Linked DNA regions of Homo sapiens: region 1 is linked to region 2. The links are chromatin loops, found by intact Hi-C in ENCODE. Cell type or tissue: tibial artery. All regions are shown on one strand. Links, peaks and the distances in the headings refer to the core of each region. The heading gives the core; the rest is flanking DNA. Region 1 overlaps TMCC1 (transmembrane and coiled-coil domain family 1). Region 2 overlaps EFCAB12 (EF-hand calcium binding domain 12).

Region 1 (4,392 bases), core at 170-4,169, 340 kb after region 2:
TATAAAAAAATTAGCTGAGTGTGGTGGCACCTGCATATAATCCCAGCTACTCGGGAGCCGAGATTGTGCCACTGCACTCCAGCCTGGGCAACACAGTGAGACTCTCCCTAAAAAAAAAAAAGGAAAGAAAAAAAGCCAGATGGGGTCTTTCTTTGTTGCCCACGCTGGTCTCAAACACCTGGCCTTAAGTGATCCTCCCGCCTCAGCCTCCCAAAGTGCTGGGATTACAGACATGAGCCACTGCACCCAGCCCTGAACCTCTTTCCTTTTTCTCTTTTTAAATCCTTGCAAGGAGGGGGGTAAAAAAAACAACTAAGTACCCTTAGAGAGAAATTAATAAATATGCATATAGCTTTAAAAACTGGTTTAATTTTTTTTTTCCTGAGATGGAGTCCTGCTCTTGTTGCCCAGGCTGGAGTGCAGTGGCGTGATCTCAGCTCACTGCAACCTCCACCCCCCAGCTTCAAGTGATTCTCCTGCCTCAGCCTCCTGAGTAGTTGGGACTACAGGCGTGCGCCACCACGCCCAATTCATTTTTGTATTTTTTTTTTTTTTAAGTACAGACGGGGTTTCACCATGTTGGCCAGGATGGTCTTGATCTCTTGACCTCGTGATCCGCCCGCCTCGGCCTCCCAAAGTGCTAGGATTACAGGTTTAGTTTTTTTTAACTATGCAGACTGATGACTACTGTGTAATATAAAGTATTACAAACCATGGTTCTAAATTTGATCCTGCAAGTAAACTTGGTGATAATGAGCCAAGTCACATTTATACTCTGCCTCACTTGTGCATTTGAATAATAGGTGTTTTCCCCTAAAGGTATTGGGTGGCTTAAGGAAATACAATAAACATTGCTAGCATTCTTAAAAGAGCAAATGGAGCAATATAAGGAATATCTGAAATAAATGCATTCTCAATAGTTTAAAATTCCCTATACCTAATTCCCCTATATTCTTTACAAGGTTGGGGTAAGAGTCTGTTGTGTTCAGTATTACATCACCAGCACCCTGTGCAATGCCCTGAACACAGCAGGCACTCCACTGGAGATAAGAGTGTGGAGGAGCAGAAAGAACACCTACTACCTTACTTGGCCTCTTGCTAGTTTTTTAACATTGGGCAACCTTTTTAATCCCAATCTCAGTTTCCTCATCAGCACAACAGGATAATAATTACTTTGTATCATTGTTGGGAGAATAAATCATTGCTGTGAAAATGAATCAATGTATAATAGTACTTTTTCTTCTAGGCATTAAAAGGTATTCAATAAAATGTTAATTCCTCATATATATGAAGACTGATTTAAAACCTACATTTAATTAGGCCACACATGCTCTATTAACGTAAGCTGCAGGAGGATTTCTAAAAATAAACTCAGAGTCCCCTCAGTTACATATATATAAAAAAAAGTTCAACATTTTTTGCATCACAAACCCCTCTGAGAATTTAATGAAAACTATGCATTCTTTCTCCCGAAAAAAAATTCACACACATGCAAATTTACATATAATCCGAGGAAATCCATGGACCATATGGTTCTTTTCAAAGCTCAGCAAAGTCTGGCAACACTTCAGGAGTATATACATAATATTTGGCTCCATTTATAAACTTATATACCTTCATTTTAAGCTATATTGTTTCAAAATTATTTATAAATTACTTCGATAATTTAAAATATTTTAAAATTGAAACAACCACAATATTCCTATCTAATACCACAAGGTTTATTGTAGTTTTCTTCCTTTCCATATTTGGAACTCTCTTATTACTATGAGAAACCTGCTCTCATCACCCTCACTGTATTTATCAATCCCTCTCCTTCCATATGTAACCAATCTTCTATCTCTGCAGCTACCACCTCCCTGGTGTAGATGTCAACCTCATCCCACTTGGGCTCTGAAACTCCACACTAAGGAACTTCACTGCACCATGGATTCCCTTCTCACCCAACATGAATCCGACCCCTTATCATCACGCTGTACAGCTGCACAGACCCATTCCTTCCCCCTCACATCCCCTGGGCTCTGATGTGTCACCTGTCCGTACTCACTCCTTCCCACCCATGTCCTGCAGTAGCAGAAACACACTTTTCTCCTATAGTAATAACTAAGAAAGAACCCTGTAAACTGAATACAATCCAGGAAACTCCTTGGAAATATCTATGAAGAGAACTTGAAGAAAAAAGAACTTTAAACCATTTTCACACAGGATAAGACTTAGAAATATATTATTTTGAATAACTAGGAAAACATGGACTTAATCAGCACTCTTAGCTGAGCAAGTAGGTCATGTTACATACACCTAAAGAAATTTTACCCATATTATCTATAGAGACTCAGTATTCTGTGGCAAACCCAAAGCCAGGTTCAACACTTCCTGTGTCTCAAAACTGTATTGAAATAAACAGCCATGTCATCATGCCACTTCCCTGGTATCTTGCCATTCAGTTCTTGCCTGCTACATATGGGTAAATGGATGAGATTTGGGTTTTTGTTGTTGTTGTTGTTTTGAGAGGGAGTCTCGCTCTGTAGCCAAGGCTGGAGTGGCATAATCTCGGCTCACTGCAACCTCTGCCTCCCAGGCTCAAGCGATTCTCCTGGCTCAGCCTCCCAAGTAGCGGGGATTACAGGCGCCTGCCATCATGCCCGGCTAATTTTTGTATTTTTAGGAGAGACAGGGTTTTACCATGTTGGCCAGGCTGGTCTCGAACTCCTGACCTCAGGCAATCCACCTGCCTCAGCCTCCCAAAGTGCTGGGATTACAGGTGTGAGCCACTGCGCTTGGCCTTGTTGTTTTTTAAAGTGCCAACCAGGAAGCTAATTAACTTTTAGGTACAACTTCATAAAATGTTTCATAAATCATTATAGTAGCTACTACATACCCAAGATCTGTACTAGGTGCTACTTAATTTCAATTTCGGGCCAGCTGGGGTAGCTCACGTCTGTAATCCCAGCACTTTGGGAGGCTGAGGCGGACAGATCTCTTAAGCCCGGGAGTTGAAGACCAGCCTGGCCAACGTGGCAAAACACTGTCTCTACTAAAACTACAAAAATTAGCTGGGCCTGGTGACTTATACCTGTAATCCCAGCTACTCAGGAGGCTAAGTGCTTGAACCCGGGAGAAGGAGGCACAAGAATCCTTTGAAGCTGGGATGTGGAGGTTACAGTGAGATGAGATTGCACCACTGCACACCAGCCTGAGTGACAGAGTGAGACTCCGCTAAAAAAAAATAATTAAAAATTGAATTTCCACAACAACCCAATGAGTTGTCAATAAGGAAACAAATACTTGACAAAAGTTACCGCCCCCTCAACCACCCCCCACCAAAAAAAATAATAATAATAATTACCCTACTTGTTTAAAATATATTAGTAAGGAATCTGGGTAAAAATCAAGCAAATATCCCCAATCTGACAACACTGTACACGAGTAAAAGACCTATGGAATGAGATTCTCAGATACCAATTACGAATCATTTAAACTCTGATATCATATAAAAAACTCCCACAGAACCAGTCCACTACTTATAGCTAGTGATATTAATGAGAATAAATGACTGTAGTCATGTATACATATTAAACTTATAAAATCCTTCTTGCCAAATGTTAACAGAGGAAACAAAATGGAAAGAAAAGATATGGGGTTCTGAGCAGCTTAAGATAGGTATGAGATGCTTAATCTTGCTTTGATCTCTTAAAAGAAAAAAAAATCCAGCTATCTTCATTTGTTTCAGAGAAGTAAAAACAAAGATGTTTTTACAAATTAGTAAACTAATTTGTTTTTGATTTCAGGTCAAAAAGGAATTTTGGTTAATTCTGAATTTGATTTGCCAAGACTAAGTTATAACTATCATTATAAAAGTTTGATATCTAGATTCTAGATAAAACAGGATAATAGGAAAAGGGAATATTTAATATGCAGCATGAACCATGTTTCTCTTTATACATAAAATACTTTATTGTGAGGCAAATCAATGTTCCAGAAACACACAAATACAGAAATCTAAATATGGGGACAGACTGAATCCTGTTGAGACCTGTCTCAGCTTTCCAATATTTGAATCTATGATTCAAATTGAATCTATGACTCAAATATCCTGAGTACCTACTGGGCTCCTGTTTTGAATCTTGCAGTAGACCTCTAAATGGTTAAGTTCTTCTCTGTCAATTTACACCTTCAGCAGAACACATGTACTGCATTATAATGAAATTATATGCATATGATGCATTATTATGCATTTTTAAGAAAATACACTTTGTTCCAAATTATAGTTTCATTCACAGTAATAGTGTTTCTTGGATAAGTCATCATTAACATAAAGGAGTTGTTTCTCTTAGGTAAAAGAATGTTTCAAAATCTTGTCTCAAAATCTTTATTTTATTATTATTTATTTAT
Region 2 (4,392 bases), core at 108-4,107:
TCATAATGGGCGTGGGTCATGTAGTTCTTGTTCCTAAGGGGCCACCAGTGGTCAGGGTGGTAGGTGGCTGGGTAGACATGGGGCTGGTGTTGAACACAACTGAAGAGCGCCAGGCTCCGGTCTGTGGCCACAGTGGGCAGGTAGAGCTGCAGCTTATCCAGAAGATGACCCGGCCAGAAGGAATTGGGGTGTGTTTGCTGCAGACCACTGGACCTCTTCACCTTCAGCTTCCTGGAAAACAAGAAGACACAGGGATGGTTGTCATGGCAGACAGGCCAGAGCTGAGGCTTCATCGCAGAGCCCACCAACTGTGACCAAAGTGGAGATTTAGCACTGTGCCAAGCACTTCAGCACCTCAGTCCTCCCCACAGTTCCATATGGTCAGCTCTGTTATCCTGTCGACCTCACCTGTGAGGACCCAGAGGCCTGGGGAGGCCGTCGCACACTGAGCAAGTGGCCAAGTGCAGGCTTCATTCCTTGTCCAATGCCTCTAAACTCAAAGTCTTAAGCGCGAACCATCTGTTATCTGGAGGCATTTTAATGTGGTGTTTGGAGTACGGCCCCTGCAGCCACCCTAGCTGGGTTCAGATCCCCACTGCATCACTTCGTAGATGTGCGACTCTGAGCATGATATTTACCCTGTCTGTGCCTCAGTTTCCTCCTGTGTAAAATGAATATGCTTAGTGTCACTTCGTAGGGCTGTTGGGAGGATCTGAGTGAGTGAACACATGGAAAGCCCCAGAGCAATGCCTCCTGGCCCTCTCTGTGTTGTGTCACTGCCTCTCAGGCCAGGGCACCGAGCCCCAGCTGTTGTGCCAGGAGTGCAGAGTCCCAGTTGTCTCAGGCGAAGCTGCCCCTCCTCCCACCTTCCTTCCTTGTGGAGTTAGATGATTGCCACAGACCTGGTAAATTCCTCAAACTCCTTAAAGCGCATTTTCTTGCTTTTCTTTGGCGTTTTCCTAGTGGAGAAGAGAGAGGCATTTTGTGAGGAGAGTGGAAATCCAGGCCAATGGGGCTTTAGGGAGTAGGTCAGGGCCGCAGGGGTGGACCCGTTTCTAAGTCTCAAACGAGAGCTCTGAAAGAAAAATGTCTTCCACCTGGGGTGGACCCTGACTCTGTGCCTCCATGCTCCAGGGGAACACAGTGGGCTTGGGTCAGCTGGACCTACCCTCAGAATCTGGCCAGGTGACCTGGGCAAGTCACTTCCCCTTTCTCATCCTTGGTTTTCTCATGGTCCAGAATAGAGACCTCTCAGGGTAGTTACGAGGGAGGCTCAGTAAGTCACTGCCAAATCCTTTTGGGGTCCCTGGCTCCTACTCCCCACTCCAGAGCTTAACCCAGCCCTGAGGACAAAGGTGGTGAAATCTAACCCCCTTCCCCTCCAACCCTGAGCCTGACAGACATCACTAATCGTTCACGGCACTCTTTCCCACCCAGCCTCCATCAACCATAAGTAGCAAGATACAGTCAACGTCTCTCCTTGACCTAAGAGAACTCTCTTTATCCTTTATTAGCTATGGCCTACCTAAGCATGGACCAAAATCCCCTTCCTGGGTTCCCAGCCACTTCCTGGCCCACCCCGGGGCTGGAAGGAAGTCACAGCCCGTGTCATGGCCAGGACCCACCTGCAGGCCTGGGCCTACTCCTGCACTTGAAGATGCCCCAACCAGAGCAAGGTAAAACAACGACAATCATTGATTGAGTGCTGTCCCTGCTAAGATGTTGACACTCTTTCTCATCTGATCCTCATAGTGTATGGTAGGAGCTACTAGGCCCCTTTACATATGAAGATGCTAAGACTCAGAGAAGTGCCTTGTCCATTTAACCGAAGGCCTGTCTGATCTCTACAGGGCCCTGCTGTGTCCCACTGCAGGCATTCTGGCCACACACCCAGTGGGCAGCTGGCAGGGGTCTAGAAGCAGGGGCAGGTCCAGGCCCCTCCCACCTCATGGTATCCGGCCAGCTGGGCTCTCCTCCTCCCATGCCGCGCCCCTGCCTCTGCAGGGATGCTGCCTTGTTCCTCTGCAGTCACCCACGGATGCTGCCCACGGGTTGTCACCTGCTGCTTGACTCAAATCTGGGTAGCTCAGGCTTTGGAGTACCAAAGGAGGCCATTTTCTTAGAGAAGACTCAGGTTGGCCTCTCGAAAGGGCTGGAGGCAGGTCCCGGGGAAATGTTCTTTTATCCTCCTATGAGCTGCAAGCCCACCTCTTGCCAGAGAAGGGGTGTGGCCGCTGCAAGGTGGCAGGGCAGAGAAAGGGCTGCCCCCTGTTCTCTGCAGGGCCCTGACACCTGGCTGGGGATTTGTGAAGGCCCTCGCTCCAGCCCTGTTCTCTAAGGAGGCTCTCCTTTTCATCTTTTCCAGAAACCTTATGATTGTGCAGGACTGGGGTCAGGAGGGTAGCTGTGTGGGAGCTGAGGCCAGCAGGCCATGATCCTGAGACATGCGCCAAGGGTGACCCGGGACTGGCCAGTCTGCAGTGAGCAGTCAGGTTGGGGGATGTTGCCCTAGGATGCAGACGCAAGCACAGCATGGCGCCCCAGGTACTCCAGCCTCCAGCCCCCACACTGAAGGGATAGCAATGGAGCAGGAGGCCAAGGCAGGGAGAAAGGGGGTCCGAAACTCAGCTTGTCAGTCCTCTTAGACTTGCCAGGGCCCTGGGACCGGAGCAGAGCCAGATTCGGAGAAAAGACCTTCCAGTCAGAGTAGTAGCCTCCCGGCTGCCGGATGGGGCACACTTTGTCCATCTGGAAAATGATCTTGTCTCCTGGGTACAGCAAGGCTGTGGACAGCAAGAGAAACATCTGCACCCATCAACCCAGACTGCCCATCCCTCCCTAAGCCTCTGGGGTCAGAGGAGGTGTTTTTTTTTTTTTTAATTCACATTTTTAAGACGTTTTCTTCTTATCTATATAGTAACTTTTTATTGTTGAATAGTTGTAGATTCACTGGAAGTTGCAAAAATACTGCAGAGGGGTCCCTTGAACCACTGTCCCAGTGGTGACATGCATATAGCTGTAGTGTGATGCCAGGAAAGGGGCCTTGGGACAATATGGCTCAGGGGACTACAGATGAGGGGGGTTTGTTCATAACAAGGACAACAAAGCCCCCAAGGCCCCGGTGCAACGAGGTCTGAGCTGTCCCAGGAGGCAGGAGGATTTGACCAAGACTTGATGAGGTTAACTTAGACCAATTTTCGGTTTTGTTTTGTTTTTCTGAGCAAGGTCTCACACTGTCGCCCAGGCTAAAGTACAGATCATGGCTCACTGCAGCCTCAACTTCCTGGGCTTAAGCGACCCTCCTACCTTAGCCTCCTAAGTAGCTAGGGCCACAGGCATGCACCACCATGCCTGGCTGATTTCTTAAATTTTTAGTAGAGATGGGTTCTTGTTATGATACCCAGGCTGGTCTGGAACTCCTGGGCTCAAGCCATCCTACCTACCCCGGCCTCCCAAACTGCTGGGATTACAGGCATGAGCCACTGCGCCCAGCCCACTTGGATTTGTTTGGTGGCAGTTTTCTCCTTGTCTTGAATTAATCTCATGGAGATCCTTGGGAGAGTTTTCTCAGATGTGCTGAATATAAAAAAAATACTGAGCCAGGGTCTCCACCTTCTGCAACTATCAAGCAGTGCTTGTCTTAAGCTGGTAACACATGAAAGCTCATGTTCTAGAAAAAGTGATGGAAGTTACGCTCCAGCGAGTTAATGTTGGTTATTTGGGGGTTGGGAAGGGGCTGTGGAGGTGAGAAGGAAGGAGAGGGAAGGGGGAGATATGTAACATTAATATTTTCAAAAGGTACACATGATTTTTTAAAGTGTGATTTAACAATGAGTTATATAAATAATTTTCTGTAAATGGAAAAGGAAAAGAGATTTGTGAAAGGATGGTCACTAAAATATTCACAACAGCCAACTCAGGCTGGGGAATTTTGATTTTTATGTTTTCAAAAAATTCAAATGAGCAAGTATTATCGCCAAAACCAGGGTGGAAAGCCAATAAAGCTATATTCACAGGGGAGGGGGAGACCTTGTTTAGAATTCTGGCTCCTGAGCTTGAAGCCTGGAGTCTGAGCCACCAAGGTCTAGTCTAGAACACAGAGCTGGAAGTCCTGATATTTGAGCCTCTCTGCTTATAGGAGATCAGGCCTCTGTCATAAAGATACCGAATAGCAAGTGGCCAAGACAGTGGTCAGAGATGGATTTGGGCCTAGTCCCACCCACAGGATGCTCCTGTGTGCCCATGAACGTGAGATCCTGCAGACAGGTGAAGCTCACTCATGTAGGAACCCAGCAGCTAGCAGAAGCCAGGGGTGGATGCAGTGGCTCACGCCTGTAATCCCAGTACTTTGGGAAGCTGAAGTGGGACGATCGCTTGAGCCCAGGAGTTCGA

What was found. Hi-C counts contacts between places; a loop is a spot of excess contacts. Peaks named below come from ENCODE experiments on the same cell type or tissue, not always from the same donor. Only the 100,000 strongest peaks of a DNase experiment are listed, where the experiment ranks them.
Region 1: a loop joins it to region 2, with 7 times the contacts of the local background. A loop is called at or near these places in 1 of 110 quality-filtered maps.

What each region holds. Positions count from the first base shown.
Region 1 is chr3:129,745,805-129,750,196 of GRCh38, forward strand. All of the region lies in intron 4 of TMCC1 (transmembrane and coiled-coil domain family 1), which reads right to left. Among named protein-coding and RNA genes, the nearest start is that of PLXND1, 140 kb to the left of the region's middle. In tibial artery, for the core only: no CTCF peak of the experiment used is centred there; no DNase peak of the experiment used is centred there.
Region 2 is chr3:129,401,621-129,406,012 of GRCh38, forward strand. It overlaps EFCAB12 (EF-hand calcium binding domain 12), which reads right to left. Exons shown (of 9, transcript NM_207307.3): 7 at 2,630-2,783; 8 at 903-959; 9 at 1-231. Among named protein-coding and RNA genes, the nearest start is that of SNORA7B, 6.5 kb to the left of the region's middle. In tibial artery, for the core only: no CTCF peak of the experiment used is centred there; a DNase peak (open chromatin) is centred at 2,464.